2 separate regions of the Homo sapiens genome follow, and region 1 is linked to region 2. The links are chromatin contacts, found by Hi-C or POLR2A ChIA-PET in ENCODE. All regions are on one chromosome and are shown on one strand. The core of a region is the stretch at or near the end of the contact, and the rest is flanking DNA. Distances in the headings are between cores, read along the strand shown. Region 1 holds the start of CDC26 (cell division cycle 26). Region 2 overlaps PTBP3 (polypyrimidine tract binding protein 3).

Region 1 (6,320 bases), core at 144-2,643, 980 kb after region 2:
TCAGTTTGGTTAATAATTTTAGCCTCCTATAAAAATTATAAAGGTCAACATGATAAGCATTAAGTGAAAATGATGGAAGTGAAAACTCCTTGAAAGTATGTACAGATACAAATTATTACACGTATCTAGGATGAAACTAAGGACTGTGAAGTATACAAAGGAAGAAATAGTTCCTTCTCCCATGAAGCTTAGGATACTACAGGTGATATTATCAACACAAAACACTGGCACATTACATTTCAAATTCCTTTGTACTAAATCAGGCATTATCTTCTACCAGATTCCAATGCAGACAAATGGTAGAGAAAGCCAAAGTTCCAAAGAGGGAAAGAGAGGGATAGGGATACCTAAAAGGGGGAAAAAAAAATCTATACATTTTACCTTTTCTGCAAACTGCAAAAAACTGGCCACTAGGGAGCAGTATAGATTAACAGTTAAAAGTGCTGGCTGTAGAGGTTAAAGGGCACAGGTTTTAATCCCACTACACCACCGATCCTGAACAATTCGTTTCATTTCTCACTAGACCTTAGTTCCCTCATCTGTATCCTACTCTGCTGTTGTAGGAAGTCAATAACGTAATACAGAGTAAGCTCTTGGAATATTATTTGGCATTTAATAAATGTTCAATAAATAACATCTATTATTGCTGTAATTGTTCTAGGGGGTTGCATGAGGATCTGGCCAGCTAGGGAAACGTCAATATTTTGAGGATCTCCCACCGCCCATGTGGGGATAAAAACCTTATCCTGTTCGTCTCTAATGCCCCAGCATCCAGCAGGGCAGAGAGACGTACAGAGTTACCTGACACCTTCCTATCCATCATCTTACTCTCAATCTGATACAAAGACCAGGCTGAAGACAAATCAACAAAATCAGGCCGAAGCTCCTCCGCCGGGTCTTTATTTGACTTTGGCACTAGCGGGCTCTTCTAGCTTAATCTCCCGCCGCAGCCCAAATCCACCGCCGAGCCATCAAGCTCAGAGGGGGAGCCTGGGAAGACTTCCGGACCATGGAGGAGAACAGTCCTCGTCCCCTAGCTCCAGGCCTGTACCTCGGAGCCCAGGCAAGGGTTTCTATGGTAACATGGTCCTCGGCTCCAAGAAGACGTAAACGCCCCCGTACGCCCGGGGGGCACAGCGGACCCCGGAAGCCCTTGACTCGCTCCAGAGTTCAGCCCCGAGCCGCGCGAGTCGACTCACCTACCTCTTTTCAAGCCGGCCTAGCCCCTTCCCGGAACCTCGGCTCCCCCCCAACGAAACTACTGCTAAGCCAACTGGACTACACTTCCCAGACTGCTTGGAGCCTCTCTCTCCGCAGAACCTCGTCTTCCGCGAGCTTTTCCTGGAGGTTCTAGGAGGGATGCCCCTCAATGCCACGACGCCATTTCCTACTACGACTTCCATCATGCTCCGCGCCGCTCCGGGGGCGGTGACCCCTCTTGGCCCACGTCTTGTCAGTGACGCACTTCCTGTCAGTGACGCACTTCCCCTCTGCTGGGCGCGCGGTGGACGGTCTGAAAGGGAGTGTTCGGGTTTCGCTGGGGCCTCGCGGCTCCAGAGCCCAGCATGGCTTCCTCGCGAGCCTCTTCCACGGTACAGAGCCCGGGATCCCAGCTCACTCTGGCAGGGAGCGCTAAGGGGGAAGGGGATCTCTGCGGGAAGGGGCCGTTAAGGAGCGGGAGAAGGCGGTGGAGGGCTGAGGAGGAAGGCTGCGGGACTCAGCGGTGTCCTACACAGCGGACCACCGTTTTCCTGATCCCTAAGCGCTTTCGTGGACTGTAGCTTATTTGCACCTCTCCCACTACAGCCCCAAAGGGCAAGCATCTCTTCCGACTCATCCAGTAACGGTGCTCTGAAATAGGGAAGTGTCTTGGCCAAGGTTTATGCCTTTGGCAGATCTCAGAATTTTAATGAGACCTACTAACTCCTACTACCTCACGTCTAGGAACGTTTGAAATGTATACACTTGTAATGTTGTAACTTGTTATCCTTTAGCACCGCGTTGGTTATTTCATCTATCCTTAGTATTTCCCCAGTGATAAGCAGTAATCCGGGAAGCATAAAACACGAGATTGAACACTTCCAACGGAATGAAGTAAACAGATTTCAGAGCAAACCTTTCATAGGAAAATACCCGAGAGAACCTCACTAGTTTTATTAATCCCATCAACCAAAGTGAGGGACTGAAACACCCTCACCCTACCTTCACCTCCTCAAATCAATGAAGAGCGTCTTAAGTAGTGTCCAATTTGTCCTTTCAATTACAGAGGAAACAGGACTGTGAAACTCAGGGTGAGCTTCATCCTCTGGTGAAGTCCGGTAAATTGCCAAGATTAAACCTTAGTTTAATGCAGATCTTTGATTTAGCAGGCAACCAAAACTAAAGCACCCGACGACTTAGTTGCTCCGGTCGTGAAGAAACCACACATCTATTATGGAAGTTTGGAAGAGAAGGAGAGGGAGCGTCTGGCCAAAGGAGAGTCTGGGATTTTGGGGAAAGACGGACTTAAAGCAGGGATCGAAGCTGGAAATATTAATATAACCTCTGGTAAGATGCAAATTGTGAGCCCATCTTTACCTCTTTGTGTAATGAATACCTTTCTAAACTTAAATACCACAGTTTTATAATGTCAAAAAATTACAATTTTTTTTTTTTTAAACAGAGTCTCGCTCTGTCGCCAGGCTGGAGTGCAGTGGTGCGATCTTGGCTCACTGCAACCTCCGCCTCCCGGGTTCAAGCAGTTCTCCTGCTTCAGCCTCCCGAGTAGCTGGGATTACAGGCGCACACCACCACGCCCGGCTAATTTTTGTATATTTAGTAGATATGGGGTTTCACCATGTTGGTCTGGCTGGTCTCAAACTCCTGACCTTGTGATCCGCCCGCCTCGTCCTCCTAAAGTGCTGGGATTACAGGTGTGAGCCACTGTGCCCGGCAGAATTTCAATTCTTAAACTTGCAGCTATAAGGCTGTATTTTGCCTACCCCCTTATTATCATGCAGAGAGCCTTTTTCTTACAATCTGTTATATAGTTTTTCTTCTATGAGTGAGCAGTCTTATCAAAAATTCAGTGTACATTTGGATTCAGATTGATTCCATTTGTCTTCTGGAGATCTAACATAGTTCTGGCATTGGTTTGCAGCTAGAGTGGTTCATGATATTCTCCCTTTTGAAGTTTTGTAATTATTTTTTACCCAAAGTGAAATCTTTTTGTGTGTGTGTGTGTGTGTGACAGGGTCTCACTCTCTTGCCCAGGCTGGAATGCAGTGGCGTAACCTTGGCTCACTGCAACCTCTGCCTTTTGTGTTCAAGGGATTCTCCTGCCTCAGCCTCCCGATTAGCTGAGATTACAGGTGCCCGCCACCACACCCAGCTAATTTTTGTATTTTTAGTAGAGACTGGGTTTCACCATGTTGCCCAGGCTGGTCTCCAACTCCTGACCTCAAATGATCCGCCCACCTCGGCCTCCCAAAGTGCTGGGATTACAGGCGTGAGCCACTGCACCTGACTGAGCTATCTTTTTTTATTATAAAAGTAATAGTGGCCAAGCCTGGTGGCTCACACCTGTAATCCCAGCACTTTGGGAGGCTGAGAAGCGGGAGTCTGGCTTGAGCCCAGGAATCCAAGACCAGCCTGGGCAAATAGTGATACCCCATCTCTACAAAAAGTAGAAAATTAGCTGGGCATGGTGACACGTGCCTGTATTCCCAGCTAATTGGGGTTCTGAGGTGGGGGTTCAAGGCTGCAGTGAGTCATGACTGTGCCACTGCACTCCAGCCTGAACAACAGAGCGAGACCCTGTCTCAAAAAAAAAAGTTATTTTCTTTTAAAAGATCAATGTATAAATGTGTGAAGTAGAAAATCCTGTATTTTTAAAATTAATTGATTGTATATCTTTCTGAGAATTTTAATACAGCTAAAAAGTATGTAATTTTTTCCATAAATGAAAACACAATACGTAAATTGTTGTATAACCCCCATTTTTCATTTATATACCATTGAGGATATCTTTCCATGTCAGTAATGAGAGGTCTACTATATTTTAAAAATAAAATTATGCATATTTGTCCTAAGAAATTCAGACAATGCCAAAGGGCATAAAATGAAGACTCCTCTGCAGTAGGGACATCTGTCAGGTTTCTTATTGATCCTCCCACACATTTTCTAAACACATGCACTGTAGCCTAGTGACTTTTTAAACTTTTAATACTGTTTTTAAACATAACGTCACCACTGTACCTCTCATTTTTTATCACACTTGTATTTTGGTGTGGGTTTCAAAACTATTGCTAGATTATCCAGAAATCCTTATAGTTGTGGAACTCTCATTTTCCTGGTAATTATTTGCAGTTTAGTAGTTAATGATTTGTTAAGTATCCCTATACTGGGTCTCCTTTCGAGAATAAATAGCTTTGGCTGTTGTTACAATAATGTTTCTGTTACATCTTCTGGATAGACAGCCTAGTTAACTCATTTGCAAAAGATGTTCTGTACTCTTACTTGCTGGTCTCAGCCAAAGTGTGTGTTTATATAGGCACAAAGTTAATAAATGAAACAAGAGGTGGCTTGAACCATTTTCTTGCCTTTTGAAGCTGTGTCATTTAGGTTTATGTGTTTGGCATAATTTAATAAACTGAAAAACAGTAAACTATAAAATGTGTAATAGACAGTTACTTTTCCCTCAGGGCATACACAGACTGCAATTACTAGAAATTATTTCTCTCTATTTGAAGAAGATCTGCTGATGTTGCCTGTTTTCTTTTTAATAGGAGAAGTGTTTGAAATTGAAGAGCATATCAGCGAGCGACAGGCAGAAGTATTGGCTGAGTTTGAGAGAAGGAAGCGAGCCCGGCAGATCAATGTTTCCACAGATGACTCAGAGGTCAAAGCTTGCCTTAGAGCCTTGGGGGAACCCATCACACTTTTTGGAGAGGGTCCTGCTGAAAGAAGAGAAAGGTTGCCTTTCTAAATATTTACTTTTTTTCTTTATTATAATCACAGGGTTCTACTCCAAATTTTGGTTGATCATTTAGTTGAACTTTAATAGAATGTCTCAAATCATGTTAACAATATCTTACTGTGTTTATATGAGTTAGCCCATAATCTGTCTTAGGCCAATTTTTACCGCACTATTAATGTTTCTTTTTTGTGTTTGTTCGTTTTTGTTTTGTTTTGTTTTGTTTTGTTTTGTTTTGTTTTGTGTTTTGAGACAGAGTCTTGCTCTGTCACCCAGGCTTGAGTGCAGCGTCGTGATCTCGGCTCACTGCAGCCTCCGCCTCCCGGGTTCAAGCGATTTTCCTGCCTCAGCCTCCCAAGTGGCTGGGATTACAGGCACCTGCCACCACATTTTTCTTTTTTGTATTTTTAGTTATTTTTTATATTTTTGTATTTTTAGTAGAGACAGGGTTTCACCATGTTGGCCAGGCTGGTCTTGAACTCCTAACCTCAAATGATTTACCCACCTTGGCCTCCCAAAGTGCTGGGATTACAAGCGTGAGCCTTCGTGCCTGGCCCGTTTTTCTTTATAGACTTGGAAGAGGGTGCTAACATGCTCCCTTGCCTCCCCTCCCCAGTGCGAGTTTTGAATTGGATAAACATTTGTTGTTGGGCTTTGAAAATTGAGACATCAAATGCATTCCATATCAATGACATAGAACAATGATAAATGTTTCTTGGATTTTATTGAAGAGGGGTACCATCCTCAGATAATGCCCTCTTGTTATTTGCAGGTTGCGAAGTCTTAGTTGTGGTCTAGTCACACACAATTATGAGGAGCCCCTCTGGTCTCTCTGTCCACTGTCTCATCTACCCTTCATCATCCAGCTTGTTGGAAGGGTTTTTTCTATTACTCCCTTGAGGTCCTTACCCTTATTTACTCTTCAACCTGCTGCAAACTGACCAACCCCTACCACATTAAAATTGCTCTTTGTTAAGATCACCAATCCACCTTTACTAAGAATAGCCCTAGTATACTGCCAGCCACTCCTCCTTGAAATACTCCCTCCTTGAACTACTCCCTTTCCTTCACTCTCCTAATAACAAATCCTCTTGATTTTCCTCTTCTCTCACTAGCTAATTCTTCTCACTTACCTTCTAAACCTCTTTTTCTCTGCCTGCCCTTTACAGGCTGCCTTTTTCTCTACTTGCCCTTGGTGATCAGCTCTACTCCCATGGCATCATTCACTGTGTGTTCTGATGATTCCCAAATCTCTCACTGCAGCTTAGGTATCCCACAGGTACTTCAAACTTGAGACATCTGAATTGAAATATTTCCCCACCTCTCTCCTATACTCATACAATTCTTAGTTGAAAATCTGCCTAGC
Region 2 (6,316 bases), core at 1,756-4,255:
CATTTGGATGTTCCAAAGGAAACTCAAACTCAATATATACAAATCTGAACCTGTGTCGTCCAACTCTGTTCTTCCTACATTCGAATAGAAATGAATGGCACAACCATTCATTACCATTCATCTACCCAATTATCTAAGTCCAAGTTCAAAACCTGGAAATCAATGGTGATATCCCTTATTCAAACATTCAATTAATCATCAATTACTATCAATTTTATCTTCTATAAGTTATTCAATTTTCTTCATCACACTACCACTGCCACAGTGCCAGTTACCATCCTTTATTAGGATTACAGCAATAATCCAAATAAAGGATAATAATAATAATAATAAATCCTCTTCACTGCTCACTCTCTTTCCAGTACTGCACTCCTTCAATTCACTTTACGGCCACTAAATTTCAAGAACATTTATTTTAAAATCACGTGGTACCTTATGGTACGTAAATTACTTCAATTTTTAAAACGTATCGTCTTATACTTTAATACTTCTATTCAAGTCCATCATCACTCAAGTTTTGTTTTTTGTTTTTGAGATGGAGTCTCGCTCTGTCCCCCAGGCTGAAGTGCAATGGCACGTTTCGGCTCCCTGCCACCTCCGCTTCCCAGGTTCAAGCAATTCTCCCTGCCTCAGCCTCCCAAGTAGCTGGGATTACAGGTTCCCGCCATCACACCCAGCTAATTTTTGTATTTTTAGTAGAGACGGGGTTTCGCCATGTTGGCCAGGCTGGTCTTGAACTCCTGACCTCAGGTGATCAGCCAGCCTCGGCCTCCCAAAGTGCTGGGGATTACAGGCATGAGCCACCACACCTGACTTCAACCCAAGTTTTAGATCTAGCTCTTTTACTCAATAGTTCTGGGTCACCAATTTATTGACAGTATTTTTATCAAAATTATGTAACACAAAGAACATCAATCAAAAAACTGAATCATCAAATTAGATCCAAATGAATCCTTAAAATTTGAGAGGTATAACTAGTGATTTCACCTATGTAAACAGTATATAGTACTTTACCGAAACAAATTTTAGCTTTTGTTATGAACAGTGGCACTTCAACATGATATAAGCAAAATAAGAGCATTGTAAAAAAACAATTTGAAACCCACAGAAATCAAATATTAAAAAAAAAAAAAAAACTCACCATACACACCTGTAGAAGGAGTAGAACTATTCATGGTAAAAGGTCCGTTAATGATGCCAGAAGAAAGAAGCTCATCAGATCCCCGCTGAAAAGCAAAACCAATGTTTGGTTAATAAACCAAGTTTTAGATAATGGTCCATATTTACTAAAAGTATTAAAAGCTAATAATATTACTTCATCTTTGTATGAAGACATTAAAGGGGGAACTCCTCAAGAATCACAAAATCAAATGAACTGCATAGCAAGAAAAAATTACTGCAAATCCACAACTATATAAACACAACTGCCACCACAGAAATGGGGACATAATCTTTAAATTCTTTCTAACCAAACGCAGGTTTCCAAAACATAACATCTGAAAGTGCCAAACCATATTTAGGGGGTTGCATTATGACATTGTTTTTGTAGCATATATTTGTATGCAAATAGTTTGTACAGTCCTCCCTAAGAATCCTGACTTTTCAATACCAACGTATTTTTTTAAGTAGAAAATATACTTCATTTCCATACTGGCCAAATTCTTTATAATCAATAACTTTTTATCCATTAATCCTCCAAATGATCTTTAATGCAGACTATTTCTTAAACAATTGTTTAAGTAATTTACTCTTTTTTTCAGGTAAGAGTTTTGATCAACTTCCAAATCTGAACTGGCAACACTAAAAAGTAACTCAGAGAAGTCTTTTCATTGTAATGTAAGATCTACCACCAACATTTAAAAGATTACTTTCAGGAAGGACAATAAATACTATGTACAAAGTTAAAACCAACCTATTTTAAATAGTACTATTGGTTTACCTTGGCCAATTTTTAAGAACAAGTGTTTTGATACACTGGATAATAAAAATTAATCCCCAAACAATCCTACAAATATTAGAACAGCAATAGTGCTACAGCACATATTTAATGTTTAAGTGTAGGTGCCACTTCTGTAGGGAACAACTTTAGCCTTTGCTGAAGAAAGACAAACCACCAATATATCTATATAATAGAAATACAATTATTTAAACAAGTCCTGTATTTAAACATCCAGAAATTACTCCCTTTGGATCTTTCACTGGAAGTTTATAGAGACATCTGGGAATAAGAAGAAGGAATTAAGTAAGCAGGATAAAAGAAAACTGAAAATCTCAACTCCCAGAAAAATCAAGATTAAGGCCTCACTTAAAGCACAGGTCTTCCTAATAAAATCTGAGATGTAGATATTATCAGGCTACATATGATAATTAACAGACTGTGGTTTGCTGGCTACCTGCAGATAAAGACACATTTTCACAGCTTTAAATGTATTAATAGTAAAAATTAAAACATACACAACATGATTTTTATATATGAGGAATTTGGTTAAATGCATTACTAACAGATATATCTTCCACACATATGAGTTAGCATCAGTATGTTTCTACCTATAAATCAAGTTAATATAAAGTTAGAAACCACTTGAAGGTGGTCACTTTAGCTCTTTCGAGATTTGCAGAAATGTATTTTTTCAAGAATAACAAAAAGCACAAGTATAAAGCAAAAATACTGATAACCTAGATAACATTAAAATTAACAATTTTATTTAACAAAAGACATCATTAGGAGAATAAACAGACAAGTCATGGAATAAGAAGATATCTGCGATATGTAAAACCAACAAAGGGTTTATATCCAGCACGTACTAAGAAAAAGAAAAAAGGAAAAACAAAACACTAGAAATCAGTAAGAAAAACCCAAGATAACAGAAAAATGACAAGAGACTTTAACAGCCATCTCACAAAGTGGTGGACTATGTCACTGTTCCAGAGTATTTGTACCCTCTCCTTTTCCTGAACAAGAATTATTCATCCCCATCCATGGCCATGTGACTTGCAATGCCTCCAGTGGGAAGAGTATAACTCCCTCCCCCCATTGACAACACAGTTTTGTAATATCCTTTGGCAAATGGAACATGAATGGACATGACCTATACTTAATCCAAACAGTAACTTCAAAAATCAGTCATTTCTGCCAGTTTTTTCTCTTTCCCTCTGAAATAAGAGCATATCTCAAATAGGAGGTACTCTTTCAGCCTGATTCTCAGAATAACAAGTGTAGCTCCATAACAGCTACCACCATTGTAAGTGAACAAGAAATAAATGTTTTTTTAAACAATTTATAAATGACTAATACCATATCCAATCAAACTAAAGATATTTGACCGCATCCTCATTGGTCATCAGGGAAATGCAAGTTAAAACCACAATGAAATACTGTAAAATTAAAAAGATGGACAATATCATGTTAGTAATAATGTGGGGTGACAAAAACTCTTATATGGGAGTTAAGTATAATTTAGTGAGAGTGTAAATTGGTACCACTTGGAAAACTGTCTGATCCAATCTATTAAAGTCAAATATATGAATATCCTAGGATCCTTACATAGTCTACTCCGATGCATAAACCCCAAGATATTGCCTGCTTGTGTGCACCTAGACATATAAGATTGTCTTCAGCAGCATTATTTGTACTCGTCAAACTGGAAACAACTAAATGCCATCAACTGCAGAATAACTGAGTAAATGTTTGTAAATGCATGCAATGACTATACAACAATGAGAATGAACTACGGCTCCACATAACACAGATAAATCTCACAAACCTAAAACGTCAGTCACGGCCGGGCGTGGTGGCTCACGCCTGTAATCCCAGCACTTTGGGAGGGCTTGGCGGGCGGATCACAAGGTCAGGAGATCAAGACCATCCTGGCTAACATGGTGAAACCCCGTCTCTACTAAAAATACAAAAAATCAGCCTGGCGTGGTGGCGGGCGCCTGTAGTCCCAGCTCCTCAGGAGGCTGAGGCAGGAGAATGGCGTGAACCCGGGAGGCAGAGATTGCAGTGAGCCGAGATCACGCCACTGCACTCCAGCCTGGGCGACAAAGCGAGACTCCGTCTCAAAGAAAAAAAAAAAGTCACAAAGAATACACGCTATATTGTTGCATTTATATGGGGTACAAAAACCCGGGCACAGTGGCTCACACCTGTATTCCCAGCACTTGGGAGGCCAAGGAGGGAGGATCACTTGAGGTCAAGAGTTCAAGACCAACGTGGGCAACATAGGGAGACCCCATCTCTAAGTAAATAAAAATAAAAACAAAAAAAATGGATTATCAAAACCAAAAGCACGAATGGCAATAAATAAATAAATAAATAAACTGAACTTTGTCAAATATAAAAACTTTTGTGTTTCAAAGAACACCATCAAGAGAATAAAAAGACAACATGGAGAATGGAAGAAAGTATTTACAAGTCACACATCTCACAAGAAACTGGTACCTAGAACACCTAAGAACCCTTAAGATCAACAATAAAAAAAGACAACCCATTGGATTTGAAAAGGTATTTCTCCAAAGAAGGCCAGTAAGTACATGAAAAGATGCTCAACCTAATTAGTCATTAAGGAAATGCAAATCAAAAGCCACTTCAAGGAAAAATTAAGACCATGATACTACCACTTAACTATCAGAACACCTAAAATAAAAAGTTACAATATCAAATGCAGACCAGGATGTGGAAAAAATAGATCTCTCATACATTGCTGGTAGCAATGTAAAATGGTACAGACACTCTGGAAAGTAGTTTGGTGTTTTCTGAAAAAAAGAAAAAAAAAAACAAACAAAAAAACTAAACATACACTTAGCAACCTCAAAAGATAATATGCTCTATGATTTCACCTACAGTATTCTCAAAATGACAAAAATTATAGAGATGGAAAACAGATTAGTGGTTGCCAGGAGATAGAGATGGTTGGGTGGAGGTGGTAGGTGATTATAAATGGTACCATAAGGAGATCTTTGTGGTGATGGATTAGTTCTATATCTTGACTGTGATGGTAGTTATGTGAATCTACATATGCAATAAGATCAAACAGAACTATATACAGGCACTGTCCCAATACCAATGCTTCTGTTTTGATGGTGTACTATAATTATATAAGATGTAACCACTGGAGGAAACTTAGTGAGGGGCACACAGGACCTTTCTGTACTATCTTTATAACTTGCCATGCATCTCTAATTGTTTGAAAAGTTTAATAAAATTAAAATTAAAAAATAAAATATAGGACAACAGGTACTTCATTCTCAGCCAAAGGATTCCTACTGGCTTGAGAGTCCTGCTGTCTTCACTAACAGTCATCACTAACACCTGTGTTCAACCCTGCCACAGCCCGCTGTTACAGATCATCCTCAACACTGTGCTTCTGTACAACAGTGGTCCAGAAGGCATCCCTTCAAAGATAAGCAGAACAAAAAGAAAAGAAAGGAACATTACAAAACGCAGATAACATATACCAGAAACTACACAAATTTCAATTGACAGCAAATAGCTTTTTGTAAAATGAAAAAAAACATTGACCTAATACCCTCTCTACAACAAAACTATAAAGGGATACAACAGCTCAAGGGAAAGGCAAATAAGAAATCTACCAAAAGAGTTAAAGGAAAAATTGACGAGAAAAAAGAATACGGCAGTATCTTGAAAGTCAAACATTTGAGAAGTCAAAAGCGCAAACACCTTTCTACCATCCAAACAAGTTACCTGCTGTGAGGAACCAACTCTTTTCATATTTTTGACATAAAAAAACTGGAAAGAAGAAATGTACAGGAAAGCACTTTATCTTAGAGACACTTGAGATTACCAGAAAGGCACCTAGACGAGGTGTTAAACTGTTAACACAGGCCCCAGACAAGGGCTAAGAATCCCAAAAGCTGACTATATTCTTCATCTTTTTTTTTTTTTTTTTTTTTTTGGAGACAAGGTCTTGCTCTGTCACCCAGGCTGGAGTACAGTGACACGATCTTAGCTCACTGCAACCTCCGCCTCCCAGGTTCCAATGATTCTCGTGTCTCAGCCTCCTGAGCAGCTGGGATTACAGGTGTCCGCCCACAACACCCAGCTAATTTTTGCATTTTTGGTAGAGACAGGGTTTCACCCTGTTGGTCAGGCTGGTCTCGAACTCCTGACCTCAAGTGATCTGCCCACCTCTGCCTCCTAAAGTTCTGGGATTACAGGCGTGAGCCACCACGCCCAGCCTGACTATATTCTTCTTAATGCACACATGCCATTTCAGTTTCAATTTGGGGAGAAAAGTAAGTTACTCATGTTTTTTTTCTATTTTTTTCTCATTCGATAAACTGTTACCTACTTTCC

The links. A loop is a pair of places that touch in the nucleus more often than their neighbours do. ChIA-PET counts read pairs that join two places held with the same protein, here RNA polymerase II (POLR2A). Pooled maps may share reads with other maps.
Region 1: a pooled map of heart left ventricle shows a loop between it and region 2 (3-fold over the local background). The contact joins the promoter of CDC26 here to the enhancer-like site in region 2. A Hi-C loop is called at or near these places in 1 of 50 pooled maps. POLR2A ChIA-PET finds 5 or more read pairs at or near these places in 2 of 52 experiments (AG04450 and OCI-LY7).

The regions. Positions count from the first base shown.
Region 1 is chr9:113,274,179-113,280,498 of GRCh38, forward strand. It overlaps CDC26 (cell division cycle 26), which reads right to left and starts at 1,394. Exons shown (of 4, transcript NM_139286.4): 1 at 1,204-1,394. PRPF4 (pre-mRNA splicing tri-snRNP complex factor PRPF4) reads left to right here and starts at 1,480. Exons shown (of 14, transcript NM_001244926.2): 1 at 1,480-1,592; 2 at 2,370-2,547; 3 at 4,767-4,953. The coding sequence starts at 1,566. RefSeq lists enhancers at 505-1,360, 1,128-1,467.
Region 2 is chr9:112,296,691-112,303,006 of GRCh38, forward strand. PTBP3 (polypyrimidine tract binding protein 3) reads right to left here. Exons shown (of 14, transcript NM_001163788.4): 2 at 1,142-1,226. The coding sequence starts at 1,175. Among named protein-coding and RNA genes, the nearest start is that of PTBP3, 34 kb to the right of the region's middle. Within about 2 kb of position 3,006, at least 2 of the 41 ENCODE cell types and tissues checked have a DNase peak (open chromatin) inside an H3K27ac peak, as active enhancers do.